2 separate regions of the Mus musculus genome follow, and region 2 is linked to region 1. The links are chromatin loops, found by intact Hi-C in ENCODE. Cell type or tissue: gastrocnemius. All regions are shown on one strand. Links, peaks and the distances in the headings refer to the core of each region. The heading gives the core; the rest is flanking DNA.

Region 1 (16,450 bases), core at 4,143-12,142:
CTCTGCCTTTTAGTTAATTTGAATAAGGATTTGACAATCTTAATGATTTTTCTCAAAGAAACAACTCTTGATTTCTTTTTATTGCTTATTGTCATTTCTATTATATTGATTTCAGTCCCAAGTTTAACTATTTTATTGCCATTTACTCCTTTTAGATGTGATTTCTTCTTTTTGTTCTATAGTTTTTAGGTATGCTGTTAAAATGCTAGTATAAGCTGGGCAGTGGTGGTAAACGCCTTTAATCCCAGCACTTGGGAGGCAGAGGCAGGTGGATTTCTGACTTCAAGGCCAGCCTGGTCTACAGAGTGAGTTCCAGGACAGCCAGGGCTACACAGAGAAATTCTGCCTTGAAAAACAAAAACAAAAAAACAAAAATGCTAGTATAAGATTTCTGAAATTTTTTGTAGGCACTTAGCAGAATTGAGTTTGCCATCTTCAAAGTGTCCATAAGCTTGGATATGTTGTGTTTTCATTTTCATTCATTTCTAGAAAGTCTTTGATTTCTTTTTTTTTTTTTTGTGTTGCCAAATTTTTCATTTAGTAATGAACCCTGAAATTGTAGTATTTATTTAAAAATCCCGTTTCCAGTTGTGGTGTGGCTCAGCCTTAAGCCCATATCTTTCATCCTCCTCTCTCTAGCTAGCATACAGACACATCCTTAGCACACCTCTTTAATTCCAAACAATGAAAGTAAAATTAGTTTGTACAAGGAAGTATCCATGTTTGAAATTGATGTCTAATTGAGCAGCAGACAAAGTAACAAATCAGAAAAAGATTTGACAGAATAGGATCTGCCTACCTCTCATGAGAAGATACAGGAAAGGGGAGCTACTTAAGAGAATAGAGAGAGAGAAAAAAAGGTAAGAGGAAGGAGATGGTTTTGCTGGGACAGTTGTACAGAGAAAGATTGCAAAGAGAGAACAAGCCAGAGAATGAAAAGGAGCCAGAAGATTAGAACAGATTGCCAGAGTAAATTTGAGGACAAGCAGAGCAATTCAGGAGAGGCCAAAAGAGAGAAATCAGATTGAATCAGTCATCTTGAGGAGTTTAAGCCATAACAGCTGAGTTGAACCAGCCAGGCAGAGATCAGAAAGAACTAGGAAGGAGTGAGCAGCAAGTCTCAGAGGCTTAGATTAGATTGTATGGAGGCTAGAAGCATCCAGGACTAGGCCTAGGTTAGCAGACTGAGTTACTAAGGCTTGGGGACAACAATTACTACAGGAGACTAAGTCACATTTACAGTGGGTCTCCATGAGTTTGTTAGCTCCTTATTGTTTCTGTCGTTGATATCCAACTTTAGTCTGTGATGGTCAGATATGATGTGGTGTATTACTTCATTTTTTTTAATCTATTGAGACTTGTTTATTTATTGTTTGTTTGTTTGTTTGTTTTCAAGACAGAGTTTTTCTGTGTAGCCCTGGGTGACCTGGAACTATGTAGACCAGACTGGTCTTGAACTCACAGAGTTTCACTTGCCTCTGCCTCCCAAGTGTTGGGATTAAAGGTATGCACTACCACTGCCCAAGAACTTCCTTTGTAAGTATATAGTCACTGTTGGAGAAAGTTCTATGGGGTGTTGAGAAGGTATATTCCTTTGTGTTTGGGTGATGTGTTCTATAAGTATCTGTTAGGTCCATTTGCTTTATAACTTCAGCTAGCTTCAGCATTTCTGTTAGTTTTTGTCTGAATGACATGTCTGTTGGAAAGAGTTAGGTACTGAAGTCTTCCACTATCAGTGTGTAAGGGTCAATATGTGATTTAAGCTGAAGTAGTGTTTCTTTGATGAGCTCCAATGCTCTTGTGTTTAGTGCATAGATGTTCAGAACTGCAGGGTCCTCATGGTAGATTTTTCCCTTTGAGTGTGTAGTGTCCTTCTCTATCTTCTGATTAGTTTTTATTTGAAGTTTATTTTGTCAGATATTAAAATGGCTACACCAGCATGCTTACTAGGTCCATTTACTTGAAATGTCTTTTTAATCATTTTCACTCTGAGGTAATATGTATCCTTAATGTTAAAGTTTGTTTTTTGGATGCAGTAAAAGGCTGGATCCTACTTTGCCTTTTTTTTTTTTTTTTTGGTCTGTGTTGTTTTATTGAGGTAACTGAGACCATTGGTATTTAGAGATATCAGTGAGTGGTGTTTACTTGTTGAGTTTTTTGTTGTTGTTTGATGTGGGTTTTTTGTTTTTGTTTTGGTTTTTTTTTTGTTTTGTTTTGTTTTGGGGGGGGGATTTTTTTTGTTTTTTTGTTTTTTTGGCTTTTTCGAGACAGGGTTTCTCTGTATAGTCCTGGCTGTCCTGAAACTCACTTTGTAGACCAGGCTGGCCTTAAACTCAGAACGCCTGCCTCTGCCTCCCAAGTGATGGGATTAAAGGCGTGCACCACCATGCTATTTCCACATTCTAGTTATGAACTGTTTTTTGTTTTGTTTTGTTTTTAAAGATGTATTTATTTATGTATATGAGTACATCATTGCTCTCTTCAGACACACCAGATGAGGGCATCAAATCCCATTCCAGATCATTGTGAGTCACATGTGTTGCTGGGAATTGAACTGCTCTAGAAGAGCAGTCAGTGCTCTTAACCACTGAGCCAACTCTCTAGCTCCTGGTCATGAACTGTTTTATTTATTTCCATCTATTGTTTCTTAGTGTTTTCATAGATTTACTTAAGGGATTATTTATTTTCTCTTTAAGTACCTCTAGAATATTCTTAGAGACTCTTTTAGGTCCTTGTCCTGCATTTTAGCTATGTTGCAGTACTCAGGGTGGTAGGATTGCTGGGTCCCAGTGGGGACATATTGTCCTGGCTGTGATTGTGTTTTTATGTTGGCATCTGGGCATCTGTGCTTGTGAAAAAATTGTAATTCTAAGTGATGGTACTATCTGGCATTATCTTTGTTGAGTGAGTATATTGTTCCTTAGTGTATGTTGCCCTCTCTGGTTCGTAAGAGAGTGTGGTGACTGTGCGTTGCCTGACAGGAAATTCTTCTGTGATCCTGATAGTGTTGCCCCTTGAGGTTTCCAGTGTTTCTAGATATTGGGAACTGACACTTTGGAATGGGCATAGGCTTGGGGGTTTGTCAAAGGGGGTCCACTGGATCTGCTTGGTCCCCTGACTCCCTGGAATTGAGAACAGAGACTGAAAACAGATAGCAACTGGTGGTCTGCTACAGAATTGGGGATGAGACAGGAGATTGGATTTGGAGTGGAGTAAAGAAGGAAGGAAGATCTGCATTTAGCCTACCTGTGGGTTCCAGGGAGTGCCTGCCGGGGTTAGGGGTTGGAAGTTTGGAAGAGAAGATCTGTGTGATTGACTGATGGGGCAGGGAAGAAAGAGAGGCCACAGCAGCTGATCAGCTACAGAGGTAGAGATGAGACTAGGGGATTGGTTTTAAACGAGCACAGATATATTGGTGAAGATTTATAGTTAGCTTACTGGTTTCTGTTGCACGTAGTTTTATGCAGTTAGCTTGCTGACTGTAGTTTTATGCTCTATCTACCTTTAGCTTCAGAAAGTAATGGTGCTACCAGCCCCCTCCTAGCCTCCCTTAAATCCTTGTATAAAAGACACAGACACACAGTTTTTCAATTTCTTTTTTAATATTAATATTTAATATTAATATTTTATATATGTGACAAGTACACTGTAGCTGTCCTCAGACACACCAGAAGAAGGGCATCGAATCCCATGACAGATGGTTGTGAGCCACCATGTGGTTGCTGGGAATTGAACTCAGGACCTCTGGAAGAGCAGTCAGTGCTCTTAATTGCTGAGCCATCTCTCCAGCCCCCAGTTTTTCAATTTCAATTTGCCTTCTGGCACAATTGCTGGGTGCTACAATCTCCCTCCTGGAAAATATGCCCTTACCAATTTCTTATCTCTGTCTCTCACCTGCCCTAAACATCAGTTGCTAAACTCCTCTGATCACCCACCTGTAGGAGCAGCCTGTGTGGCCACTCCGGTTTGAGATCTCATTTGTTTGCCCAGTTCTCCTCTCTCCAACACATGGAGAATGCTTTCTCCTGCCTTGTGTCCCCTGACTGCCTCCAGGAATCCAAGTCCTGCCTGTCCCTTCCACCCAGCAATTGGCCCATGGCTTTCTTTACTGACAGGTCAAGAACCAATTGGGGGAAAGGACTGTAGCATCAGTACCACCCCGTACAGGTTTCCTTGTCCAGAATGGCCGGAGGGTTCGCAGGGTATAAAAACAAATCTTGTTCTGAGATTTAATAGACAAAGTCTGAACAGGAAGAGAGCCCACAAGGTCCCAATTAAGGGCAACACTTTGGAGGCATGATCTGCCATTTTTAATGCAGTGTCTCTGACAAATCCAGATGGATAGCATAAAAACAATATTGTCTGAAGAGAAGTATCACACCCATTTTGTATGTGAAGGTTTATTTTACATTTTAAAAGAAATTCAGGTGGGGGCCAGAGCAAGTGGGGCTGGAGTAAGGGGGGGGGGAATCCAGGTAACATACAAAGGTGTTGGGGTTGGTCTGCTGCTGCTGTGTATTCAAATGCTAAATACTGGCCCCCAAGATCTGGCTGTCTCAAGGGGCAGATCTCATTTTCATCAAATGATGTATGAACTTTGCTTGCCAATCTTCTTTTACTGGTTAAATAAAAATTGCTATAGCTAATTACTGGGTAGAATAGAGATAGGTGGGATTTTGGTTATTGGGCTGGGAGTCAAAGGTAAGGACCAGAAGGGAAAGAGAATGAGAGGGGAGAAGGAAAAAGAAGACAGGAGAGAGCTGGAGAGATGGATGGCTCAGCAGTCACTGACTGTTCTTCCAGAGGTCCTGAGTTCAGTTCCCAGCAACCACATGGTGGCTCACAACCATCTGTCATGGGATCTGATGCCCTCTTCTGGTGGGTCTGAACATACACACACACACACACACACACACACACACACACATACATATTGGTTTTTTTCAAGACAGGGTTTCTCCATATAGCCCTGGCTGTCCTGGAACTCACTTTGTAGACCAGGCTGGCCTTGAACTCAGAAATCCGCTTGCCTCTGCCTCCCAAGTGCTGGGATTAAGGCGTGCACCACCACGCCCAGCTATAAATAAATCTTTAAAAAAAAAAAAAAAGACAGGAGGAGGTTTCTATTTGATGGGCCAGGAGAAGTGCATCCTGAGGACAGACTGGTGGAGCAGCCGAGGCGAGACTCAAATAGCAAGTTATTTAGGAAGAGCCAGTCTAGGATAGAAAAATGGTATAGGGGTAATTGCCCAGTAAAGCATGCTAAATAAATCCTTAGGGTTCTGCCTCAATTAATTGGGGGGACTGGACAAGTCATAATAAAAAATAAGTGGCTAGAGAGATGGCTCAGCAGTTGGGAGCACTGAGTCTTCCAGAGGTCTTGAGTTCAATTCCCAGCAACCACATGGTGGCTCATAACCATCTATAATGAGATCTGGTGCCCTCTTCTGATCAGCAGCCATACATGGAGGCAGAATGTTGTATACATAATAAATCAGAGAGAGAGAGAGAGAGGGAGAGAGAGGGAGAGAGAGAGTTTCCAGGGCAGCCTGGACTGTTACACAGAGAAAACCTGTCTCAAAAGAAAAAAAAAAGAAAAAAAAAAGAAAAGAAAAAAGAAAGAAAAAGGGAAAAGAAGCTATGGAGCAGGGTGGTAGTTCAAAAGGTAAGGCAGCCTTCTATTTATTTGTAAAAAAATATTTATTTTTTATTTCTTTTATTTTTAGGAGTATAATTATAATATTTTGCCTTCCTCTTTCCTCCCTCCAAACCTTCCCACATGTCCCTCCTTGCTCTCTTTCAAATTCATGGCCTCTTTTTTTTAATTAATTGTTGCTATATGCATATATGTATGGGTACATACATATATATTGCATATATGTATGTGTAGATACATACACATTCCTAAATGTAACTTGCTCTGCATAATGTTACTTGTATTTTACCTGTATGCCTACATGTGTGTATGTGCAGGTTCCATGTGTGGACCTAGTAATCTCAGATCCCCCAGAGCTAGTGTTGTAGACAATTGTGAGCCGTCATGCTCGTGCTGGGAATGGAACAGTAAGTTCTTTCAATCACTGAGCCATCTCCCTAGCTGCAGGAAAGGCCATTTTCTTAGCACTCACTTTCCTGTGCATGATCTATCTGTTGGGAGTTGCTCCAGAAGAAATAGCTTCCAGCCTTCCTCTTGGCTATCCTGTTCATTGAATACTAATTCCAGATTTCGAAGCCCCCATCCTGCGTGGCCTGCAACCTGTTCTCAGACTCCCAGGCTCCAGAAGGGTGAGAAATAATTTTTTATGGCTTATAACCTATCGAATTTATGGTACTTTGATACAAAAGCTCAAACAGGCTATTATGAAAATCAATAAATTCAATTAAAAATTAAAAGCCACAAGGAAGAAAGCAAACAGAGTCCCGAGGGAGAATCGGCGGTGTGGTGAAGGAACTACATAACACAGTTACACTTAATAAGCGACTCGTGGGATCAGAAGCCAGTCTTGCATAGATAGACTGAGGAGAGGGGTTGGCAGAGGAGCCACATGCAGGAAAGCTCAGAGGACCTGCACGGACCAAGCATGAGCGTGTATCACCACTGCCCGCACAGGGTCACAGAAAGAATGTTGCGGCACATGTCATCTCCCTGAGGGCTGGTCACAGGCTCTAGGAAGAAAGAAAGCACACTCACTTCCCCACAGGACTTGCCACACGAGACTGTATTCATTCACCTATGGCCGCTTCCTCCTTGCCTCAGATTGGCCAGTGCCCAAGCTACGCCCCTTCACCAGTTACAGCCAACAACAATGAAGCCCTTGCTCGGATTCCTGCCTCCTCATCATCTCACTGCTGCGATTTGGCACTTGAGTTTAGTCAGGGCTTTCTGACTAACTGCTTTTCTATAGGATGAGAAATCAGGTTCCAGAGTTAGGTGACCAGTATCTAACATTCCGGACCGCTAGTATGAGCGTTGATACTGTCGACAGGATCTAGGAATCAAACGCTGGGCATGTCTTTGGGGGAACGTGGGGTTTCTAGATTCAGTCCAATGAGCTGGAAAGATTTACTCTACATGAGGGAAGTATCAGTCCACGGCTGGTGTCCTGGGGTGAGTGGGGGTGGGGAGAAAGAAAGAAAGTTGAACATTAGCTCTCCTCTGGGTGTCCTAGCATCAAACACCATGTGTCCACGTCCCCGCCTGGGTGCCTTCCCACCCATGGTAGACTGTGAGCCTACATTAAACCCTTCCTTCCTTAAGTTGCTTTGTTACCTAGTGAGAACATTAATATTATTTATATTTATATTATTTTAAAACTATTATACTACCTAGGTATTATTGGGCACACGACTGTAATTTTCAACAATGGGAGTCTGAGGCAGGAGGATTGTGAGTTTGATGCCAGCCTAGGCTATTTAGGGAGCCTCTGTCTCAAACAAGCAAACTCCTGCACTCATGAAGTTTACAACTTAAAAATCACAAGACTAAACAGATATTCCTTAACAAAATACAAATAAGCACAGTGTTTTACTTGTTCCTCAAGAAATTGAAAATACGGATGTCAGCGATCATTTTCTATTTCCCAGTTCACTGGCTGATGTTGGCACGTTCCTGTGGGTCTCACTGTCTCAATGTTTCATGCACTCAAACCTTGTCTTCTACTTGCGTCCTTATGGGATTCAAACCAAAATGCTAACGTTGTCCTAAAGTTTAGGACAGAATGCTTGATCAGAAAGAAAAAGAAAAAGAAAAAGAAAAAGAAAAAGAAAAAGAAAAAGAAAAAGAAAAAGAAAAAGAAAAAGAAAAAGAAAAAGAAGGAGAAAAGGAGAAAAAGAGAAAGGGAAAGGGAAAGGGGAAGGGGAAGGGGAAGGGAAAGGGGAAGGGAAAGGGAAAGGGGAAGGGAAAGGGGAAGGGAAAGGGAAAGAAATCTCTAAACTGAAGCTCTCTGACAGATAAAGACCTTCCTCAAAGGAGAACGACAGAAGGATGGTAAGGATTTAGAGCCACGAAAGCAGCCTGGGAATCACCGCAGTGTACTGACTGGATCTGGCCAGGAGAGGGAAGCAAACTCTAAGACTATTATCAGCAGGGGTGAAGCAGCTACTTTAGGTAGGTAGTTGACTTTGAAGCCTAAATATGTATCTAAACTCTTTGTCTCTGTCTCTGTCTGTGTCTGTCTGTCTGTCTGTCTGTCTGTCTGTGTCTGTATCTGCATCACTCTCTGTCCCCCCTCCCTCTGTCCCACCCTCCTCCCTTCCCAGGAAGTTCTACCTGCCTCCTCCACACAAGAACTACAAGTATGTGCTACCATGCCTGTGGTTTTTTTTCCTTCCTTCTTTCTTTTTCCTTCCTTCCTTCCTTCCTTCTTCCCTCCCTCTCTCCCTCCCTCCCTTCTTTCTTTTGTTCTTTCTTTCTTTCTTTCTTTCTTTCTTTCTTTCTTGTTATTTTCTGAGTTAAGGGTTCTCTGTGTAGCTCTGGCTGTCCAGGAACTCACTCTTTATACCAAGCTGGTCTCGAAGTTAGAGATTTGCCTGCCTCTGCCTCTGCCTCTAGAGTTCTGGGATTAAGGCCCTGTGCTACCGCTACTGTCTCCTGGTGTCACCATGCCTTTTTAATGTGGTTGCTGGGGACAAGCACGACAAGCACTTTGCTGAAATGTGCTCCCAGCCTGGCAGTCCAGTTTTACTTGTCTTGGATAGTGTCATGCCCACAGGCTTTCCCGGTCTATTCTCTCAGGCGTTCATCAGTATGACAAAACGGGTATGAAACAGAGCCTTTAGGACCCCAGTAGATGCTGCAATGAAAACCCCAAGTGAACTAAACTTTTCACGCAGATATATGTTCCTCTTTTACAATCTGAATAGAACATTCACCAAGGTGCGGAAAAGCTAACACTGTTTCTGCCTTGTTGCAAGCAACACTAAAACCACAAAAGGACAAAGTCAGATTTGGAGCGCTGCCTACCCATTTCACAGATATAGAACTGGGAGGATAATTTCACAGGAGGGAGTTCTAGCAACTAGTGCAGACACCTAACAACTGATGGGCAACAGGAGCTGCCCCAGCATTTATAATAATAACTATGTAACAACAGAGGAGTCAAAGGTTATTTTATTATGAGCAGTCAAGTCCATGGGAATGCGACTTGTCTCACACTGACTCTGCAGGCTACTAAAAGGAATGGGCCCAGAGTTATTCAGCTCTCAGGAGAGTCATTGAAGTGACTCCTTGGTTTTATTTACTTTTATTTAGAGTGCTCGTCATTGAGTCTGGGGCTTTTTTTTTTTAATACTTACTAAGTGCACATTCCATCTTCAAGCTAAACCTATAGCTCCTCTCCTTAAAACAAAACATAAAAACAAAGCCCCAAGTCTCCTGGGTATTCCAGGCCAGCCTAGAACTTACTATGTAACCTTGAATTTATGAGCCTCTGCCTCTTCCTTCCAAGTCCTAGGTTTACAGACACATGTTCAATATCCAGTCTGCTTTTATTTTTAATTGTGTCTTCTGGATTTCTTATGGGGTTCATAGCCTTTCTGGGCCCAGAGAACCAAATATTTCATAGCATAAAAATAGGAGTTTATTGATTAGCTCCATTTTAAGTAATTGAATTTAATATGGTTACCTTCTAAGCGAGACTGTCCAAAAGCTCTCTCATCCTTCCATTCTGCTGACCCATGCTCACCAGGACCAAACTGCTCATCTTCATTGATTTCATTACAGGCTTTCTTTCTTAGTTTAATAATATGCTTTATTTACCAATACCCTGTTTTTCCTAAGGCACTGCTTTCAGCTTCATTAATTCACTCACTCATTCATTCATTAAACATTACTAAAGGCTTGCAAGTCTACCTGCTACTGTCTTAATTTGATAGAAACATAGACATTAGAGAAGGCTGTTCCATTGATAGCACATAGGAATATCATTTTTATCATTCTTAGAACTAAAAACCTATTATAAAATTCCAGAGTCACACCTTAAACATACATCTAAAGCAAACACCACAATATATCCTACATATGATGGCATTTAGTATGTATACCAAAATTATAATTCATGTTTGTACTGGGGGAGTGTACAGCTGGGGGAGTGTACAGCTGGGGGAGGGCCCAGTCCATTGTGGGTGGTGCCATCCCTGGGTTGGTGGTCCTGGATTCTATAATAAAGCAAGCTTAGCAAAAACATGCGGAGCAAGGCCAGTAAGCAGCATCCTCCATGGCCTCTGCATTAGCTCCTGCCTCCAGGATCCTGCCCTGCCTGAGTTCCTGTCCTGACTTCCTTTAATGATTGACTATGATCTGAAAGGATAAGACAAATAAATCCTTTTCTCCCCACCTTGCTTTTTGTTCATGTTGTTTCATCACAGCAATAGAAACCCTAACTAAGACAATAATTATGTGCATCTTATTTTACATTTGTATAATTAGGACAATTATATGTTTATCAATGTTTCCCTATTTTCCCCTTCTCCTATTTTACAGTCAATGCATTGGGGAGGGATCATAAGAAAAGAAAGGGGGGGGACTGGAGAAATGGGCTTAGTGGTTAAGAGCATTGACTGCGAAGGTCATGAGTTCAAATCCCAGCAACCACATGGTGGCTCACAACCATCTGTAATGATATCTGATGCCCTCTTCTGGTGTGTCTCTAAACAGCAACAGTGTACTCACATAATAAATAAAGAAATCTTTTTTAAAAAGAAAAGGAAAAGAAAAAGAAAAGAAAGGGGGAGTCGAGCATGTCAGCATGAGACAGAAATTCCACAATTGAGAAACTGAGGCAGGAGGATAAAAAGTTCAAGTTAGCCCAAGCTACATAGGGAAACCCTGCCTCAAAATAAATAATAAGCCGAGTATGGTGGTACAGTGGATGGATAATACAAAAGAATTGTTGCAAGTTTAAAATCAGCCTGGTTATGTGTACCAAGCCATATTGGGCTTCATAACAAGACCCCATCTCAATAAAACAAAACGAATATTAGACCAAAGAGAAGAGTGAGACAAGGAATTTGGTGTTTTTAATATATATAATTTGCTCATTACATGTATTGATCAAGCACACAGGCGAGAACGCTAGCACTGCAGCTTGCACATGGAGGTCGGAGGACAGCTTTCAGGAGTCAGCTGCTGCTTCTCAGCACACGGATGCTGCACACGGATGCTGGGGATACAGCTTAGGTCCTCAGGCTCAGCCAATGGGCTTTACCTGCTCAGTCATCTTAATGGCCCAGAGGTGGTGGGTTTTATTTCTTCTTATTTTTTTTTTTAAAAGACTTATTTATTTATTATATGTAAGTACACTGTAGCTGTCTTCAGACACTCCAGAAGAGGGCGTCAGATCTTGTTACAGATGGTTGTGAGCCACCATGTGGTTGCTGGGATTTGAACTCCTGACCTTCAGAAGAGCAGTCGGGTGCTCTTATCCACTGAGCCATCTCACCAGCCCTTATTTCTTCTTATTAAGTAGTTAAATAGTAACTACTGATCTGAGGTGACTTAGAACTGATTAGTGTTAAATTCTCAAGTCTCGAATACTCACTCAGTTATGTATATTTTCTCAACTATTTCTTCCAATATTTATGGAGTTCTATATACTGCATGTACATTAAGCTCCTTTCTTTAAGTTTGTTTATGTGTGTTCCTCCGACTCCATGACTTCCAGAGGTGCTCCTTCCTCTGAACAACTGAGGCTTGCTTATCTTGCCTAGATTAACATACTAATTATTACATGTTAATGTATTAATGATTATGTGTTAATTACATATAAATTGTATTATAAATTATATATTAATGTAATTGGTATATTAATATATGTGTACATATATATGCATACACACATATCCATATATATCCCAGTGGTAGTAGCACACACATCTTTAATTCCAGCATTTAAGATCTCTGAGACAGGTGGATCTCTGTGAGTTCAAGAACATCCTGATGTACAGAGCAGGTTCCGGGACAGCCAAAGCTATACAGAGAAACTCTGTCTCAAAAAAAACAACAAAAAGACCCAAACAAAACAACAACAAACACCTGTCTCAAAAAAGCAAAAATAAAAGCAAAAAAGTGTGTCTATATACTTATGAATTCAGGTATTGGAGGAGACCAGAGGCATGGGGTCCCCCTTGGAGTTGGAGTTAGAGGTTATTTTGAGCCGTCTGATATGGGTGCTGGGAACAAAACGCCAGCCCTCTGCAATATCAGTCTGCAGGTATTCTTAACAGCTAAACCATCCCCTCATCCCGTATTGCCTATATCAGTAGACTGAGACCTCTTCGAACAACTTCTTTTATGCAACTCTTTGATGCAGATTCTTTATTCATGCATTCTCTACAATAGCCTGAAAACATTAGGTGGCAAAATAAACCCCAAAACAAGATTGCCTTAAATGTTCTATGAAATCCTAAACTGGTTCACTGAACCTAAAACAGAAAAAGAGGAGGAGTTTCAGGTTCCAGTTAGGAGCACACAAATGAACATTTTTATACATGGTGAAAGGAAAAGCATAGGTTCAGGAACCCCAGGCCCAAGTGCTCAGGACAAAGGAGATGTGTTCGCCCCAGAGAGACAGAGGACAGAGATAAGGGACAAAGACAGGAAACATCGGAAGAAGGAACACAGGAAAGCAAAGAAACAGGACAGGGAGAAGGGGAGGGGTATTTGTCCCAGGGTGGAGGACAAAGGTCTGCCTCTGAATAGGGAGGAGACAGACATGGCCCACAGACAAACGGCAGGTTATAAAACCCCAAGGGAGGATGAGGTATGTCATTTTAGTGGGGTATTTTAATTAGGTGAACGAGAGGGTGCTTTTGATTGCTGGACTTCAATACTTTCATAGCTGGACCTTTATGTCAGCCTCAGAAGGAAGAAGTGGCCAAATAAGGGAATAGACCTTGGTGGCTAGAGGTTTGTAGCAAAGCAGATGGACTTGGGGAGAATGGCAAGGCCTGCCAGAGCCATGCTTCTCACACTTGAGTTGGCCAGAGTCCCTGCTCATGACTGCTGGAAGTTAAAGTCAGGTCCTCGCACTTGTTGAGCCATTTCCCCAGTCCCTGAATTTCTTGCTCTTTTTTTTTTTAATTTTTAATATTTATTTAATGTATGAGTGCTCTGCTGCAGGCCAGAAGAGGGCATCAGATCCCCTTATAGATGGTTGTGAGCCACCATGTGGTTGCTGGGAATTGAACTCAGGACCTCTGGAAAAACAGCTAGTGCTCTTAACCAGTGAGCCACCTCTCCAGCCCTGAATTTCTTACTCTAGATAAATGTGTCATAGTGCTGTAAAGTGGTACTATTAGGAGACACTGGGCAAAGGGACACAGGCATCCCCCTAAGCACTACAACTGCGTCGTTTACAAAGTGTATAAAACTAAGTCACTGAAACAGACATTCTCCTGATGTAAATTTAAGTAACCTTACAGTTTGTGTTGGGTTGTGTTCATAGCTGTCGTGGGGCACATGTAATCCAGGGCTACAGGTTGGTCACCTACATGATACTTTCCAGGCAACTCTTTTTTTGATTTTTGGTCTTGTTCCTCCCCTGGCCCCCCCACCTCTAGTGTGTGGGGGTGTGTGACAAAGGTGACTGAACATCTGACCCTCCTGCCGCCACCTGAGCGTTGGTATTACAGGCATGTATCACCATTGCATTTGTACTGAGCTGTGGTTCATGCATGTTAGGCTGGCTTCCATACCAGCTGGCTACATCACTAAATCAAAGGTTCCAAAATAAAAAAAATGTAAGCCAGGTGCAGTGCTATATACCTGTGGCTACAGTTAATCAGGAGACTGAGGCAGGAGGATTATTTAAACCCAGCTGTTACAGACAAGCCTAGGCCATAGAGAAATCTCACTATTTCAACGTCTAAAAATAAAATGAAATGGGGGGGGGGTTGGCTCAATCTTACTCAATCAGTCAATCCACCCACAAATAAAAGGCTCTGAATGTAACAATGTTTCACTACGGTTCAAGATCCCAGCAGAGAGGAGGGAACAGTGCCAGGGAGGCTGGTGTTATGCAACAGTTTCCTCTGAGATTGAAACAGTCCATCCTGCCAGAAACCTCCTTAACCAGGGAAGGAAACAACTCAAAATTGCTTTAGGAAGTCCCTGAAACTGACCAGATGCCCTAGGCCCTCCTGCCTAAGCAAACAATAAAGGCTGAGCATGCCTCTCAGCCTAGCGGGACTGGTGATGCAGATGTCTTTGAGTCATTTCTGCTCCTGTAAGTGGCCATTCACCCATACCCCTGTAAGTAACCCGAATAAAGCTCATTGGCTCACCATGTCCAACTTTGGTGGCATTGGTACTTTGTTCTGTCATGGACATCCTTTTTGGGATGAGTAGACACATGTGTTTTCTCCCAGGGAAAGTTTTGTCATGTAATGACCAGGGGAAAGTGAAACGTTTCTGAGTAAGAACACTTGCTGCTCCTGCAAAGAATCCAGCTAGCTACCATCTGTAACTCTACTTCTGTTCTCCAGGGCTCTGTACACACCTGGTATGCAGAAATGCATGCAGGTGAAACACATACCATAAAAACAAAAAAATTTAAAAACCTGTTAAAAGGGAAAAAGAAGCTGTATGGTGGTGGCACACGCCTTTAATCTTAGAACTGGGGAGGCAGAGGCCAGCAATCTCTGAGTTTGAAGCCATCTAACAGCTAGGGCTACACAGAGAAACTCTGTCTCAAAAAAGGAAAGGGGGGGGAAGGAAGAAGGAAAAGAAAGGATGAGGAGGAAAAGGAGAAGAAAGAAGGAGGAGGAGGAGGAGAAGAATAAAAATCCAAAGTTTTGGTATTGATATTTTCAAAAGGCAACTGTTCAAACTATTTTTATTGATTCAAACATCAATCTCTCAGCTGTTCAGCTTCATGCCATTCATCAGTGCCAGGCTCTTCAGCCACCTCTAGGAACTCAAACTTAACCGCACCACCCCAGGGACTTTGAACCCTCCATCTTGATCTTGGCATACAGCCCATGGCCACACCTGTTGAATCTGTCCTTTAGCGTTTTCCATGTAAAATCACATGGGAGATTTCTCACAAATACCTGGCTACTACAAGTGCATGGCCTACATCTCCACCAAAAGAACTGAAGGGGTTCTAGCAGGCTTTTGCATGGCAAATGCGGCTGATCTAATTAACCGGTCCAATCAAAATTAAATACCCCATCCTAACACAGAGTCTCCCCGTTTCCCTTTATAAACTGCTATTCGCCTATGGGCCATATCTGTCTCCTTTGTCCCTGTGGGGTACATATCCCTTCCTCCTCTCCTGTTCCTTTTCCCTTCTCTCTTGTCCTCTGTCTCCTGTCTTTATCTCTTATTCCTTTCCCTTTATCCCTCCAGGGGAAATAAGCCTCTTTTGTTCTAAGAATTGATCTTGGGGTGTTTTGCACTGACACTGGTATTTTCAGGAGCCTATGAGGCTTCCTCCAAAGTCTCGATGACTGTCAACATCAGTCCATTCACTCAGTGCCAGCACCCAATGCCAGACCCATAGCAGGAGCCACACACACCAGGCTGTTGGTGCCCATTAGCTCCAGGCCCATGAAATCAAGACTGTAGTTCCATGTGCTCAAGGTCCATGTATGTAACCATGAGCTTTCCACCTGTGCCCCAGTTCCTGAAACATCAACTCTCAGACTTAATTATATATGAATAAATGCCTACATAACCTTGAACTTGTACCCTAACTAGCTTGTAACTTACTTAACCCATTTGTTCTATTCTATGAGTGCCACATGGCTGACTACCTCTCCTCAGCTTCAAGTATCTGTCTCCTGAGAGTTCAGGGCAAATCTCTTCCCACACCTGACTCTATCCCAGAGTTCCTCTTTCCCTACTTGCAACTCCCACCTCTGTTTCTTGCCTCAGCTCATTGGCCAATCAGCTTCTTATTGACAGGTGATGCTTCCATACAATACTCAAGAAGTTCTCCCTACATTTCCACCTTAGTCCAATAAAAGATACTTTCTCTTTAAAGATTAAACTATATACAGTAATAACTATTATGAAAACTATCAGGTAATATTTATATTCATAATGTCCAGTCCATACGTATTTGGCAACCTTGGAGCAGGTATTCTACTACCTATCATATCTTGGTGAGTTTAGAGTTCTGAACCTAAGTCAATTTCTATCATAACTTGCATTGCCAGCCTAAAGCATCTTCCTAGACTTAAAAACGTTTCCTAAAATTCTAAACAACTTAAGCTTAATTGTGAGGTTATAACTATCTAATCTTCAATCCCATCAGAGACCTGAGAATAAATATCTCAGTTTGCAGGAAGTGCAGACAAGCAGCTCCCAAAACTATAGGAATGACAGAGAAAGCCGTCAACTTGAACAGCGCTGCCCCCCCCCCCCGGCACCCCCCACAGGTTTCTCTGTGTTGTTGGAGCATCATCTTTTGCCTTCTAGTCCAGAATATCTGACAACTATTCTGTGAAG
Region 2 (16,450 bases), core at 3,374-11,373, 130 kb after region 1:
CATGCTTCCAGAGAGTGAGACCTCAGTTCTGTAAGGTTTTGATAGGTTTGTAATCTTGGACTGAGATTATTTACCTGAGATTATATACCAAGGGTAGAGTTCTTTTGCCCATTGCCCTGGGTTTGGTCTCCAATACAATATAATAATAATGATGATGATAATAAATGTTTCTGGGGGGTTGGAGAGATGGTTCAGTGGTTAAAAGCACTGACTGCTCTTCTGAAGGTCCTGAGTTCAAATCCCAGCAACCACACAGTGGCTCACAACCATCCGTGACAAGATCTGGCGCCCTCTTCTGGAGTGTCTTCAGACAGCTCCAGTGTACTTACATATAATAAATAAATAAATCTTTTAAAAAAAAAAAAAAAGAAAGAAAGAAGAGGAGCTAGAGAACGTATCCAAGGAGCTAAAGGGTTCTGCAACCCTATAGGTGCAACAACATTATGAACTAACCAGTATCCCGGAGCTCTTGACTCTAGCTGCATATGTATCAAAAGATGGCCTAGTCGGCCATCACTGCAAAGAGAGGCCCATTGGACATGCAAACTTTATATGACCCAGTACAGGGGAATGCCAGGGCCAAAAAGTGGGAGTGGGTGGGTAGGGGAATGGGGGGGAGGGAATGGGGGACTTTTGGGATAGCATTGGAAATGTAATTGAGGAAAATACATAATAAAAAATATTTTTAAAAAATTCTGTTAGGTGACCTTATCTTATTTTCAATGCTCTTTCCTCATGTTATCAAAGAACTAACCTAATAAATACCTATTACTAAGAAAAAAAAAGAAAGAAAGAAAGAGAAGAAAAGAAATGTTTAAAAAAAAAAAAAAAAGGCGTGTGGTGGCACACGCCTTTAATCCTAGCACTCAGGAGGCAGAGGCAGGCAGATTTCTGAGTTCGAGGCCAGCGTGGTCTACAAAGTGAATTCCAGGACAGCCAGGGCTATACAGAGAAACCCTGTCTCAAAAAACCAAAAAAAAAAAAAAAAAAAAAAAAGTTTCTAAGTAATTAAAATTTATTTGAGTATTGCCTTATCATATATCAGTACAGTTCTGATTTTTATATTGAAGCACTTAATGTATTCAGAGTCACTTTTCACACTCAGCCAACTACACACCTGTATTTGCAGTTGGGCATGAGATTTACCTAATGCTTTGGTTTCTTCTGACATCTACTGGACACACAATGCAACTGGCCTTTCAGGAACTAGTCAGTAAGTATGTATCCAGGATTGTAACAGAATTTAAGGAAATCTGACTAAACTGGGCAATACACTTTTAATCTCAGCATGTGAAAGTCAAAGGCAGGTGGATCTCTTGAGTCTCAGGCCAGTCTAGTCCACAGATTGAGTGACTGGGCAGTACTGGAAAATGTGTTACCATTTTCTACAATTCCAGCCCTTTTTATTGTGAGACAGGGTTTCACTAAATCTGCCAACTTTGCACTTTCCCCATTTGAGCCTCTTCGGGAAGCTGGAGTTACAGGCGTGTGCCTGGCTAAAACTTTTTGTTATGAAATCTTGTGTTTTTTCAATTAAAATATTTTTCTATAATATATGCTGATCATGGTTTCCCCTTGTATCCTCCCATATCTTTCCCACCTTCCACTCCACAGATCTTCTTCCACTCCTTTTAGAAAACAGACAGACAAGAAGGAAAAGGCACGAGAAACACAAGAACAAAACCCGTAAGAATACAAAACTGGGAACCATACTGTATAAGAAGAAAAAAAAAAAAGCCCAAACGGTGACATGAGACCAAAAAACAAGACAAAAATAAAGACAAAAGAGGGAGGAAGAAGTGGAGGAAGAAGGAAGGAAGGAAGGAAGGAAGGAAGGAAGGAAGGAAGGGCTCCAGAAGTACGCTTGAGCTTGTTTTGCTTTGGCCATCCACTGCTGGTCAGAGGCGTGCCCTTCAGCAGGGCTTGAGTACCAAGGGGGACTGCGTTGAGAAAAGGAATTTTCCTTTGCAAGTGGGTGTCAAGTGGAAGGCGAGTTCCTGGTCAAGGATGAGAGCTTCTGTTCACTTCCTCCTCTCATGGCTGGGACCCCATCCAGCTTGAACCTTAAGGTTTCTCCTACTGTGATAAACATCATCAAAATGCAAGCTGGGGTGGAAAGGGCTAATTTGGCTTTCTCTTCCACATCAGTGCTCATCAGCCTGGAGGCAGGAGATGATGCGGAGGGCGTGAAAGGGCTCCTCATGATTTTCTCAGATCCTTATAAAACCCAGTGCCACCAGTCTTTTCAAAGAAGGTTAGAGGGTAGAAAGGAAAGGAAGAAGGGCTTTGGGTCTCTTTAGACTACTTTCTGCTGATTAGAAGGGTTGACTTCCTAGCAGCAAGTCCAATGTTCATCATCAGAATATCTTCAACCAGTGATTCTGCGAACCAGCAATGCTGCAGCAAACAGCAATGCAGTAAAACAGCAAATGCAACAGCAGGAACCAGCAGCAACTGCCATGTGCCAACTTAGGGATCTCATATTCATACCCTCTCAAGAGTTCCCAGAATTCCAAGTATAAGCTGTTTGTAGCTGGCAAAAGTCATGCCCTTCCTAGAGCAGGAGACAAATTGTAGATGCTGTGGACAATCTGAAGCAGCCACCTATCCCACACCTGGGATTAAAACATAATCATATAACTGGGTTTTTTGTTTTGTTTTGATTTGGTTTTTGGTTTTTCGAGACAGGGTTTCTCTGTGTAGCAACTGGGGTTTTTTTTCTTGTTTGTTTTTTTCGAGACAGGGTCCCTGGCTGTCCTGGAACTCACTCTGTAGACCAGGTTGGCCTTGAACTCAGAAATCCGCCTGCCTCTGCCTCCCGAGTGCTGGGATTAAAGGCGTGTGCCACCACACCTGGCTCCCGGCAACATTTTCTTAAACCCTAAACAAATTAAGCGTTGATGTCTTTAATCTTTAATAGGGAAAACAGTAAGGCTATAACTATCTAGTCTTCAACTCCATCAGAGACCCAAGAAGGATAAATGTTACCTGAGTAAACAGGCAGTGCAGAGCAAGCAGCTTCCAAATCTCTATGACAGACTGCTGGCTCAGGTGCTCACTCACCTAGGATTCCCCGGTATCCGTAGGGCAGCCAATCTTTGGCCAGTAGGGTCAGAGTATCTGACAGACTTTTCATGAAGCAGAAATTTTGAAGGACTGGCCTACCTTGTCTCAGCAAAGTGGATCAATCAACTTCCCAGTGTCCTGCTTTTCCACAGTTTGGAGAGCCTGCTGTCAGCCATTGAGGTAAGGGGCAGGTTTTTTGCCCAGTGGCCATGTTTGCCACAACTGAAGCGAACTCCATGTAGCGGTCCTTCTTTGCTCATCATCATCTTTGAAGTAGATTGGGGATGCTACCAGGAGCTGATGTGTCTGTCAAAAGAGCCTTTTGTTACTAAAACATCTTAAACGCCATATCTGCAGATCTCTGAAGTGTTTGAGGACCACCCAGTTATCTAAAGTAGCTCTGAATAGGCAAGCATTGCTTGTTTCGAGCTATTTACTCTCTGCTTTAATTGAAAACCTATAGAGAAGGCTAAATAAAGCTTATGCTGTAATTAACTACACTAATCCCTAGCAAGTCCACACCTGTGATTAGTTACAGGTGACTGACTACTAACTAGCATTTCTTAACTATCCTAAGCAGTTTACATGAGTGTCTTTAGAGACTCAAACTTTACATCGTTTTTAAATGAGTTGCATATGCACAATGCTTTAAACAAGAGTTGAAACATATATACAGTATGTTATAGCAAATACTACCGTAAATTTCTATCAATATGCAATAATCCATACCAATGTAAAATATTTGAGACTTATTGTTGCTTTCTTTATATTATTTATTTATTCACTTTATATCTTGATCACAGCATGTGTATATGAGACAGTGAAATGATCCTGAGATTATTTTTTTAAGATTTAATTATTTATTATATATGCAAGCTACACTGTAGCTGTCTTCAGACATACCAAAAGAGGGCATCCGATCTTATTACAAATGGTTGTGAGCCACCATATGGTTGCTGGGATTTGAACTCAGGACCTCTGGAAGAGCAGTCAGTGCTCTGAGCCATCTCTCCAGCCCCACTCATAAGATTATTATTGGCAATTATGCTAACTAAGCCAATTAAAAGTATATGAGTCCCTTTATTAGCCAGCAACCAAGAGTGGCTCACGCCTAAGAGTCTCTTGGTTCCCAAGCTCAGGGGTACAGTGTTTCCATTAATTTATTTTTGTTTTATTTTTATTTACTTCATTTTTAGTTTTGGTCTTTCAAGACAGAGTTTCTCTGCATAGCCCTGGCTGTAATAGAGCTGACTCTGTAGACCAGGCTGGCCTTGAGCTCAAAGATTCGTTTGCCTCTGCCTCTCAAGTGCTGGGATTTAAGATATGTGCCACCACTGCCCAGCATGGGGTACAGTATTTTTAAAGACCAAAACCATAATTACATGTGCTTGTGCAGGTACGTCAGTGAGGGTCTTGGGGTGGCCCAGTAATGTCTGCTTTCTTGCAGAGCTTCACAGTGTTTCCAGACAACATGACAATTATTTTTGCTTACACTCCCTTTTTATTATTTTAGATGTATATTTTACATCCATTATTTTTGTTAGTACATATGGACCACAGTCAGGGTCATGAACAGTTCCAGCATGTTGCCAAGGAAGTCGGGCTATTGTGGAGTAGAAGGGCGAGATATAAGACAGAGTTAGGACAAGATAGCGTTACCTTAGTCAGCTTTAGCAGCAAGTTCGTTAACTCCCTGAGCCATCTATTTGTCCTTTTTTCCCTTTGTAAAATATTTATTTAGAGACAGGGTCCCATTGTAGCCCAGAGAAACCTTGACCACACAATGTAGCTGGGATTGGTCTTGAGGTCCTTATCGTCTTACCTCTACCTCCTAGGTGCTGTAAGTACAGGCAGGTACTGCTATGCCTGTACCACCTAAGAAAGTTTTGATGCTAGACTGCTTGGTGTTTATATTTTAGTACCAATATTTTTGAATTTTGTTTTACATAACCAGCTAAAAATATCTTTCTAGAAGAGTTTTGAGTGACAAAAATCTGTATTTTAATAAGTTTCAAGGTTTTTAGTATATCCATCTCAAAATATCCTTTCCCATGGACCTGAGCGATGGTGCAGTTGTTTTGAGCACTTTGTGCTGGTGCAGAACGTGCAGGAGTGGTTCTCAGTATTCCTGTGTTGGCTTGCAGTTGTCCATAGCTGCTTCCAGGGGATCTAATACTCTCTTGTGTCTGCCTCAGGCACCAGGGACACACATGCATGCAAAACATTTATATACATAAAAGAAATCTAAAAATGTTTTTAAAATATTTTAATAAAACATATGCTTAATTTCTTATTTTTTATTTTACTTTTAATGAATATAGGTTTTTGCCTTCGTGCTTGGTGTCTGTGGAAGCCAGAATCTTCTGAGGTACTCCTTCAACTTCACTTCTGTCATATTTTAAAAGAAAAGTTCAGAAAACTGGGTGTAACGGCACATGAGTATATGAATGAGTCTTTGCCTCAAAAATAAAGGAAACATGTCAGAACTAGTGACAACTGAGACAAAACTAGCTGTTGAGTCAAGCAACAGTCTTCAGCACAGCACAGTGTGTCCTGCCAGTTTTAAAACCTGGTCACAGTTGATGGTTCCTGGTATTAACAACTTTGCCCAAGACCTTTGAGCACGTGTTAATCTCAAAGATGGAAAGAGAAGGACCACAGACTCAATTCATCATGGCCAAATTAATTAAGGCAAGCAAATAATTATTTCTTTTTTATGTGCATTGTTAATTTGACTTCATGTTTGTCTGGGAGAGGAGTTGGATCCCTGGAACTAGGGTTACAGACAGTTGTAAGCTGCCATGTGGTTGCTGGGAGTTGAACACGGGTCCTCTGGAAGAGCAGCCAGTGCTCTTAACTGCTGAGCCATCTCTCCAGCCCTTGCAAGCAAATAGTTAAAGGAAGATTTTTAAATTCATGTACACAGACCTCTTACCAAGATGTGGCTCAAGAGTTTAGCATTGAATATGAGGAAGACAAAGCTTTTTATAGTTCAGAAGTAGGGGTTTTTCAAATGGGGGATTTAGCAAGCAAAATAGGTGGGGTTACAGGAGCAGAACATCATAGCAAGCTTTTCCTAAGGGCATCCTGAAACAAAGACATGGTTGCAAGGTGAGCATAAAACTGGTAGTTATAACAAGGTAGCCATGACAACCCTTATGAAACGGAAGTAGGGTTGCAAGATGGTTAAAAAAAAAATTGAAACAAAGACATAATTATCATTCCTGGAACAGGCAGTACAAAACCATTTGTAGTTAAGGTCACAGGTTTTATGTGGAGCATAGCCTGATCCTTGAAAAACAAGTTTAATCATAAAGAGGAATGAACCTAATTTGTCATTACTGTGAGACGGCTTTTAAGCCAAAGAGGCTGATTCTTCCAAACCCACCAGAGGTCTCCTAAATGTCTAGTTTTCCCATTTCAGTTAGGCTGGGCCTTTCTGGGTTCTGTCACAGCTTCTAGTCTCAGCTAGACATCCTGTCTCAACTAGATATCCTGTCTCAGCTAGACATCCTGTGCTGGGCCTCTCCAAACCCTAGACATGAACCTAGTGTTGTGGAACATCCTTGTGGTTCCTTGGCTGTGTTGTGCAACCTAAGTGTTGAAACCCTGCCAATGGGAGCTCAAGCGCTGGGCCTCTAATTTTCTCAGCCTCCAGTATCACCAGGGTATACTCTGAGTCCAAGGCAAGGCAGAAAAAGAACTGGTGGCTCTGGCTGAACTCCCAATTAACCAGAAACAAGTGCTCTAACCCCCCCCCCCCCGTCCCTCCTGAATGTAGGATTGGACCCCCAATATCACTAGATCAGGATCCCACAGAATCAGAACAGATCCAGAAACCAGGCATTATAGGAAAAAAAATTAGGAGTTTCTGTGAATTACTATAGGAGGCCTACATAAGAAAGGAAGGAAAGAAGGAAGGAAGGAAAGAAGGAAGGAAGGAAAGAAGGAAGGAAGAAAGAAAAAGAAAGAAAGAAAGAAAGAAAGAAAGAAAGAGAAAGAAAGACAGACAGACAGCTATCCTTTTTTTGAAGTGGCTGTTCACTCATGCTTTTGGGCCAACTGAAGGCGTGCCACAGTGTTCTCAGTATGAGTCATGCACTGCACAACAAAATTAAACTGCATTCTATTGTTATGAAATAATCTCTATACATTCCTCATAGCAGACTATAAAGTACTATTGTGCTTTCTTCCAGAATATTGACATGAGCAAACATTTTGTTCAAGGCAGTTTTCGTGATTGACACGTTGCTCTCTCTTGTGTTTCCTTTTTTATATGATAATAACTTAATTTGCTTATGTAGCTGAGGTTGGCCTTGATAATGAACCTCCTTCCTCTACTTGTCACGGTCTGGGATTACAATAGGGAATAACCTGGTACAAACTTTTTTGTAGCCGCCAAGTGTCTACTAAACCAAACTGTGTATCACTCTTGCCATTGCAGCAGTAGGGAACCTGAGGCAAGTTGAGAGCAGCCTTGGCCATATAGAGAGATCCAGTCTCAAAAACAAACAAGCAAACAAACAAACATCTACTAATCCAAAGGACCTGCCTAGAACGTCTTGCCTGGCTTTGAAATCATCGTAACAAGTCCAGGACTCGTTGCTCTGCAGTTGAAACTCCGTTTTCTGTTTGAAAAATCGGCCGGACATAGGGACTGGATCTGGCCTACAGTCTATGACTTTCTGAGACGGATCCCAGCGTCACGAAAAGCTTGCTCTGGCTCCTGCTTTCCTGTGAGGCTCAGCAAGGAGCGAGGGCGGCGGCGGGGACTCGCTCCTCCCAGGAGCATTGCCATCCCGTGGCCATCGTGGGCATGGCTGAGGCGCTCTAGCGAAACGCTCCGGCCGGGCCCCGCTCCCTGCACTCTGGTTCCCGGAGCGCCTTGGAGGGACCCAGTTGGCGGAGACACCAGAGGGGGGCGGGTCAGGAAGTGGGGGCGCGGCAGCCGGGAGCTGGCCGGGGCGGCCGCGGGGTTTGGATACTCGGAGGTTTGGGAGACTCCGGGCTGCTCGGGAGCCGTAGGGCCACTCGGGTCTCCGCGGAGACGATGGCAAAGGAAGAAGGTGAAGGCTCCGGCGTGTAGCGCGCCAACTGCCGCGGCGGGCTCGGGAGAGGGGCCGGGCCTGACTGCTGGCTGCGGGCCGCGGGGAGCAGGGCGGGCGGGGGCGCGCGCCCCCGAGTTTGCAGTGGAACCGGGCGCGAGCCGAGAAAATGGCCCAAAGTTTCGTCTCCCGAAATAGGACGCAGAAGTGGAACTTAAAGTCAGGAGTCTCGGAAAGGAAGCTGTTGTTGGGTGGCGGGGCTGCGGGTCCGGAGTTGCTCCGCAGTGGAAAGCAGGACGAGCTTGGGTGGGTTCTGGTCCAGGCTGGAAGCTTTGGGTGCAGAATGGGAGGGATCGCACCCCTCGCGGGAAACTGAGGCTGGGATCTGGGATGGACGCGCAGAACCTGACGGAGTTCACTTGTGCTCTAATGGATAACAAATGCCAAAGGGCAGGGGCATGTAAGTGGTTTTAGGGGAGGAGGAGGTCAGTTTTAGGGTTAAAACTAATGGACTGGAGAGAGCTCTGCACGCTCCTCAGGGTCAGTGCCAAGGGAATTTATTGTTTAGCCAGCAATATTTATCCATAGAGGATTTGGACAGTGAGCAAAAGATAGGAAGCGGCAAAAAACTTAGCAGTGTACGATACATAGTGTAAAAAAGTATTGGTGGCATAGTAACTTCATGGGATGTGTATGCACGATTGAGCTCTTGGACTTCATTCGCTCGGATGAACAGTTACATGTTTCATTCTGCTGGAAAGCAGTTTTTATCTTACTGAGTGGAGTTGTGAATGCGACCGTTAGTTATCTGGTTTAGATTTAAGCCGTTGAACCAAGGAGACAAGAAGGGAGTTTGAAGAATTCAATGGAAAGCCATTTTTCAAAAGACTATTAGAAGTACATGCTGACTGGGACTAGATGTCCTGTCCCTGAGGTCATGATTCAGCCATTCCTCCTCTTCCTGCAGCTCTTCGTGTTAAATTTCATGCACATTTAAGATACTACCTAAAACCAGCCTCAAAACAGGTTGCTGGTAAGGAAGAATGTAATTCCTCTTTTTTCTTTAGCTATAGCTATATCTGTGTTTGCAATGTGTTATCATTTGACAAAGATTTTTTTTAAACTTTATTTTTGTGATTAGTTACAAATCTGTGTGGGTAGGTTGATAAACCAGTTTGTCTTTGTGAGCACATTAATACTTAACACAGGAGAAAAATCGCACAGTGCCACTAAAACTTGATATTGTAAATATGCAGAAATTGCATTTAAGATGGAATTATTATACTTAATAACTATGATGTGGACCTTTTTAAAAGGCTATATCATTTTGTAAAAGTAGTTGACTATAAACTGTTAAATGATTTTTGGTTATAGAATTACAGGTAATCTAAAAACATGTGTTTTATTCAGGACAATTACTGGGTGGCAGTTTTATTAAAATAATGGGTCCTTTCAACAAATATTTAATTCCTTGGCTAAGTCTCTATTCTTTTGGGTGCTGGGATATAATAGTCAACAAAGTATAAATATTTATTGTAATGATGTTTGTGATGATAATATTTACAGCAAACACGTCCCGTGTCAGGAATTTCCCCGAATCCCTTCTGTTTACATATCGTGTATTTATTATGTTAAAATTAGGCCAGTCTCTATATTCTTGTTTGAATTCAGGTCAGGTACAGTTTATAGCTTTTGGCTTATTCTCAGGTCCTTCAGGAGCCTCTTTGTTGTCCAGCTGTCCCTGGAAGTAAATGTTCTTCCAGACGCCTCTCCTGTACTGTGTGTGCAATGGTGCTTGCATTGATGCTTCCTGAAACAGACACAGGCTTTGAGGAGAACAGTGTTAACATTTCTCTTGGACCCTTTCTAGTCTACATGGACATCTGGAAGCCTGTTTGTAGCTCTGTTGGCTCATGTGCCTATGATGGGACTAGAGATTGAAGTAGCAAGGTTATTCTTGTGGATATGTAGTCATCATTTAGTTTGGCTTTTTCCTTCTCTTCTCTCTCTCTCTTTCTCTCGCTCGCTTTCATTTCCTTTGGTTTTTTGAGACAGGGTTTCTCTGTGCAGCCCTGGCTGTCCTGGAAGTGAACCTGTAGACCAGGCTGTCCTCTGCTGGAATTAAAGGCATGTACCACCCAGGACTTAATAAGCTCTGTTGCCTAACTATATCATCACCATAACATTACTTTTGTCTTTCAGTTGTGAAGTTCGATGAACAATGATAGAGATGAGGTGAGAAGTTTGCACTCAATTAGCTTCTGGTTTTTAGGGCCAGGCAAAAATGACAAAGTAGATAAATTGGCTAAAATACATGCGGTCTTTGTCCGGTCTTACTATGTAGCTCTGGCTAGCCTGGAACTGGCTTTGGAGGCCTTGAGCTCACAGAGACCTGCCTGCCTGAGTGCTGAGATCATAGCAGTAAGTCACCAGACCCAGCTCAGGTTGTACTGTTATTGCTGCTAAAATTTAATGCAACTAAACTTGACATTAAAAATGAATGATTTTTTTCTTTTTCTTAAAAAAAAAATATATATATATTATATTTAAGATGGTAGTTACAATTACGTTACTCCCCCCTTCCCTGTTCTCCCTCTAAACCTGACGTACACCCCTTCTTGTTCTCTTTCAAGTTCATGGCCTCCTTTTCATTAGCTGTTGCTGTATGCACATATGTATAGGAATATACATACATATAGTCCTAAATATATACTGTTCAGTAGGTATAGTGGGACTTGTATGTGTGTTTTCAGGGTTGAGCATTTGTTATTGGATAACCCATGGTGTACGCTCTTCCCCTGGGGTAGACTATTTCTCCAACTCTCAGTGTTCCTTAGATGTCTTTAGTTTTTCTGGCTGTTTTTTGTTTGTTTGTTTGTTTGTTTGTTTTGTTTGTGACACAGGGTTTCTCTGTCTTCCCTGGCTGTCCTGGAACTCACTCTGTAGACCAGGCTGGCTTCAAACTCAGAAATCTGCCTCTTGCCTTTGCCTCCCTCCAGAGCTGTGGGATTAACGGCGTCTGCCACCACCATCTGCTTCCTTGTCTATGTTGGCATGTCCATTATTGCTCTTGTTTGGGTCATGTTCAGGCAGTCACGTTGGTGAGACTTCATGGCTGTAGCTTCTGCCATTCCTAGGAGACAGAGGCTCACAGCAAACTCCTTATCCTCTGCCTCTTAACAATTTTTCCACCTCTCTTCTGCAACGTTCCCTGAGCCTTATGCATGGGAGTTGTTCTCACCAATTGGGCCTGTGGTCTGGGATGCAGAGAGAAGTTCCCAGGATGAGGGGCGAGGAGCACACTGGACACGGCTGTAAAAGTGGTGGGCGTTAGACACCACACCAGTCTACTAAGTCACTTCTTTTTTCCATGCTGCTATTTAAAGTCATTTTAGTAAGCATGCGCTGGCTTGGAAACAGTTTCAGAACATCTTTGTTTTATTCAGTTTTCAGGGTAATGCTAAGGAGCTGTCTGTGTGACCAGAGTAGCTATTCTCTTTGCTGCTGATTCTTTCCTTTGGTCTCACATTTTATAGCATAACTACCGAACTACAAAAAGGAAGAGAAATCAAAGCCTGGGTCACATTACTAACTTGACAGGGCACTCTGATCTTCCAGAGTAGTTATTCATCTCATGAGGTAATTTGGGGGGGGGGGGGAGTTATGTTCTCTATCTCAAATTTCTGTTTAAGTTGGAGTCTCTTATTTTCTCATTTGGAATTTAACTTACTAGTTTCGAAGTAACTTCTGTATTACAGTTTTTAAAAAGTAGAGACAGAGCCGGGCGTGGTGGTGCACGCCTTTAATCCCAGCACTCGGGAGGCAGAGGCAGGCAGATTTCTGGGTTTGAGACCAGCCTGGTCTACAAAGTGAGTTCCAGGACAGCCAGGGCTATACAGAAAAACCCTGTCTCGAAAAACCAAAAAAAAAAAAAAAAAAAAAAAAAAAGTAGAGACAGAAAAGATAAGCAGTTTGGTATTACAGCATTTTTTCCAAGCGCTTCCCATGATGTTATAGGATTGAAAACTAGCACCTCCGTGTGTCAGAGTCCACGATGACCCCACAGCTGCGGGAGCCTGTAGAGCTTCCGGGAGCACACTGTGAAGAAGGAGAGGCTAGGCTCAGCACTCAAGCATCCTAGTATGTTCAGGACCCTTTGTTTAGTCCCAAATTCTGGAAAGAAAAATGATGTTGCATGCCTGTAATCCCAGCATTTAGAAGGCTGAGGCAGGAGGATCATGTGTTTGAGGCTAGTCAAGAACCTGCCTTTAAAAAGGAAAAAAAAAAAGCCATAATTTTATGATGAATCCATTGTATTTTGAACAAAAATTGTTCGTCTGCAAATGATGGCTTTCATAATCTCAGGTAACTATCATAGTAAGGACAGTAATCACGTCAAAACTTCTGGGAAAAGACATTTTAAAATAGCATCAGTGCAGGAGAAGACTGTAAACTTTCATCAGCTGGATTCTGAAATCACGAGTTGCTGTGTAGTGGTAGGGAATGCATGTTTGTTGTTTCCAGCCGTATACTGAAGACAGTTTTGAGGAAGAGGCACAGATGCTATGACACTGCAGGTACTCCTCGCACTAATGGGTCTCAGTGTGACTGCTTTAGTCACATGATCTCCAGGCTTTGCTCTCTGTCATAGATGTTAGACTCGATTCCGTCTGTATCAGAGTTGTGCCCTTTATGGTTTTTTCAACCAGGGAAGCTCATTAGAGACAGGACTTGGGGCTCTCTACTGGGATCTGGTCAAGTAGGTAACCTAACAAAAGTTGATTCACCTGAGATCCGAACATTGATGAACACATTGCAATAATGCCTTCACTGTTTTAAGGAACATCTGTAGAACCCCGCCAAAGGAAAAAGCAAAGAACTTCAGGAAGTCAGGAAGCCAAAGCAGAGAAGATCCGCAGAACCCCAGCTCCTGAAAGAGCTCCAAAATGTAAGTCAGATGGACCTGGGTGCAGTAGCTGCAAAAATATGTTTTCATCATTCAGATGTGCACACTTTCAAAAATCATGTCTTTTGCCTTTTGTGTTTTGAGGTGTTGAGTGGGAACTAAATCTAGGCCTTGTGCATATGAGCTAGACAAGCTCTCTACCACTGGGCATGCCCCCATCTTACATAAAGATATTTTGAGATTAAATTTATGGTTAACACAGTTGGTTTTTGTGATAGAACAACCCCTAAGCTGTATCACTTTACAATAAATATTTGTACCTTAATTATGGCCCATGTTGTGGCCATGATATGACAGATATTTATTTCTGATCTGTTATATGTTTCGATCATGGCTTGGCTCGCTTGGCTTCCTGTGTCAGGAAGGAATAGCCCCTGTTTGGGACACATTTTTCTTGGCACAGAGGAGAAGAGAAGGAAGGCCTCTTGGAGGTTCTGCTGGACTGACCCACTGTTCTTGGTCCAGGCAAGTGCTAGTCAGTCCAGACAGTGGCTTACAGAAGGACACCGTTACTACAGGAAACTCTTAGAAGTCATGGTTATGTAGAAATACATAATCTTCTGTTTTTATTCATTGATTTATTTTATCACATTGGGGGTCAAGCCCTGGGGGGCTTTGAGTGCAGCTTGTACTATCAGTGAGTTATTCTTCCCCTCATAACTATCTGCTCCTCTCTCTCAGACAACACATCCCCTCCCCTGCATTGCGGAACTCTCAGATAGCACATACTCTCCCCTGCACTAAGGGAGACATCCCATCTTGTTTTGTCACAGCATCAGTTTTAAATCTTTTCTACATCAGGGCCAGCTAGGGCTCATTCTGATCCTAAGACCTATGAACTGAAAATACAAGTTATCTGCAACATGTCACAGTCCTCAACAACAGTGGTTTCCTTCAAGGACTCAAGATCTTAGAAAACAATTGTGTGTGAAGGTGTGATTGCCTTAAAGAGCAGCTTCGAGTCAGCTCAGAGCAAAGGTGTGTAAGTTATTGGATGCACACTTGCAAAACTCCTCTCTAATGGAGTCATACAGACACTCTTCATCTGTTTGACCTCAAATTCTGGCATTTATAGTTTTGTCAATGAGTGAAACTCATTAGAGGCAATACTCAGTTGTTTGTTGTTGTTGTTGTTTTAAACCAAAACCAGGGAGTTGGCCCTGTAGTTTGTTTGTTTTGTTTTTCCAGACAGGGTTTCTCTGTATAGCCTCAGCTGTCCTGGAACTCACTCTGTAGACCAGGCTGGCCTCGAATTCAGAAATCTGCCTGCCTCTGCCTCCCAAGTGCTGGGATTAAAGGCGTGCGCCACCATGCCTGGCTTTTGATATTTTTTGCCTATCATATGATTATATGGCCAAATTTTAGACTCTCTGGGAAGGAAGTGTAAACCACATTGTATAAATAAGGTAGGCACAGTTAACCACCCTGTCAGAGAAGGTAGAAATTCCTTGAAATTCAGGTTTCCAGATGCCAGCCCAGAGCCTATCAGCAAGCCGTCCTGTACTGTGGACCTGCCTCGGGCCTAGCTGGCTTTCCTGTGTGTGCCCCTCTCAGTATACACTCTTAGATGGTGCGATGCTGTAAATCCTTCTGTTAGAAAGGAAGGAAGAGCTTGGAGACACAGCACAGTTGTACAGCAATTCAGAAATCCTGCTAAGCACAAGGTATCGCCTTACCCTGGGCTAGGAAATCTTTTTCTTTAATGCTTTTAAAAGGTCTTATCATTTATTTGTGGTTTTGATAACCATTTAATATAAGTATTTGAAAATGGGGTATATTGTTTACTTTCATGGAACAAATATATAAATATGTAAGTAGGCAATGTAACTTTTGATAAACCAGTAACTTTTCTCTTTTATTTTTAAAAAATTTTTTTTAAATTGGATATTCTGTTTATTTACATTTCAAGTGTTACCCCTTTCCCGGTTTCTCCTCTGCAAACCCCCATTCCTATTCCCTCCTACCCTGCTTCTATGAGGGTGCTCCCCCACTTACCTACCCACTCCCGCCTCACCACCCTAGCATTCCTCTATACTGGGGCAGCAAGCCTTCATAGGACCAAGGGCCTCTTCTCCCACTGATGCCAGATAAGGCCCCTTCAGCTCCTTCCGTCCTTCCCCTAACTCTTCCATTGGGATCCTTGTGCTCAGTCCGATGGTTGGCTGTGAGCATCCACATCTGTATTGGTCAGGATCTGGCAGAGCCTCTCAGGAGACAGCTGTATCAGGCTCCTGTCAGCAAGCACTTATTAGCATCTGCAATAGTGTCTGGGTTTGGTGTCTGCATGTGGATTGGATCCCTAGGTGGGACAGTCTCTGGATGGCCTTTCCTTCAGTCTCTGCTCTACTCTTTGTCCCTATATTTCCTTTAGACAGGAGCAATTCTGGGTTAAAATTTTGGAGACCATGAAATTCACAGGCAAATGGATGCATCTAGAAAATATCACCCTGAGTGAGGTAACTCAGTCACAAAAGATCATACATGGTATGTACTCAACTAATAAGTAGATATTAGGCAAAGAGTGTGGAATACCCATGATACAACTCACAGACCACATGAAGCTCAAGAGGAAGGAAGACCAAAAAGTGGATGCTTCAGTCCTACTTAGAAGGGGGTACAATATAATCAAGGGAAGTAGAGGGTGGGGGAGACTTGGCAGGAAGAGAGGAGGGGGAGGAAGAAGAGGGGAGCAGAATCAGGTGTGGGAGGAGATGGAGGAGATGTACAGAGGGTCAGGAAATTGAACAGAGGTGTATAGCATTGGGAGATGGGGAACTGGGGTTAGCTACCAGAAAATCCCACATGCCAGGAAAGCAGGAGCCTCCTAGGACTCCACGGGATGACATTAGCTGAAATACCCCACAACGGGGAGGGAGAACCTGTCGAGACCATATTGAGAGGTGAAGCATGTCCCTTCCTCCTACCCCCCATTTGAGGGATGGTACCACCCACCCATCTCCAAAATGTTAACCCAGAGTTGCTAGGAAATCTTTTGTGAGGAGGCTGAGAAAGGAGAATTGAGAGCTCAAGAGTGAAAGACAGGCTGGGCAGTGGTGACACATGCCATTAATCCCAGCACTCGGGAGGCAGAGGCAGGTGGATTTCTGAGTTCGAGGCCAGCCTGGTCTACAGAATGAGTTCCAGGACAACCAAGGATACACAGAAAAGCCCTGTCTCGAAAAACAAAACCAAAAACCAAAAAAACAAACAAACAAAGTGAGATATAAGCAATGCAAAGTGGAACCTTGTCACGAACAAACACAGAAGCACATTATACAGCGGCAGACATTTGATAATGCTGTTGCCATGGGTAGTTGCAGTCATTTTTAAAATGTATACATACTTACACATTAATGTGTATAGGTGTTTTGTC

The links. Peaks named below come from ENCODE experiments on the same cell type or tissue, not always from the same donor. Only the 100,000 strongest peaks of a DNase experiment are listed, where the experiment ranks them.
Region 2: a loop joins it to region 1, with 7 times the contacts of the local background. A loop is called at or near these places in 34 of 42 quality-filtered maps.

Annotation. Positions count from the first base shown.
Region 1 is chr4:11,445,617-11,462,066 of GRCm38, reverse strand. No RefSeq gene overlaps it. Among named protein-coding and RNA genes, the nearest start is that of Virma, 32 kb to the left of the region's middle. In gastrocnemius, for the core only: a CTCF peak has its summit at 8,050 (motif pointing right); DNase peaks (open chromatin) are centred at 6,772 and 8,048; H3K4me3 peaks cover 674 bases.
Region 2 is chr4:11,313,682-11,330,131 of GRCm38, reverse strand. Dpy19l4 (dpy-19-like 4 (C. elegans)) reads left to right here and starts at 7,995. Exons shown (of 19, transcript NM_001081201.2): 1 at 7,995-8,132; 2 at 12,952-13,059. The coding sequence starts at 8,117. In gastrocnemius, for the core only: a CTCF peak has its summit at 7,873 (motif pointing left); DNase peaks (open chromatin) are centred at 7,937 and 11,134; H3K4me3 peaks cover 2,160 bases; H3K27ac peaks cover 1,926 bases.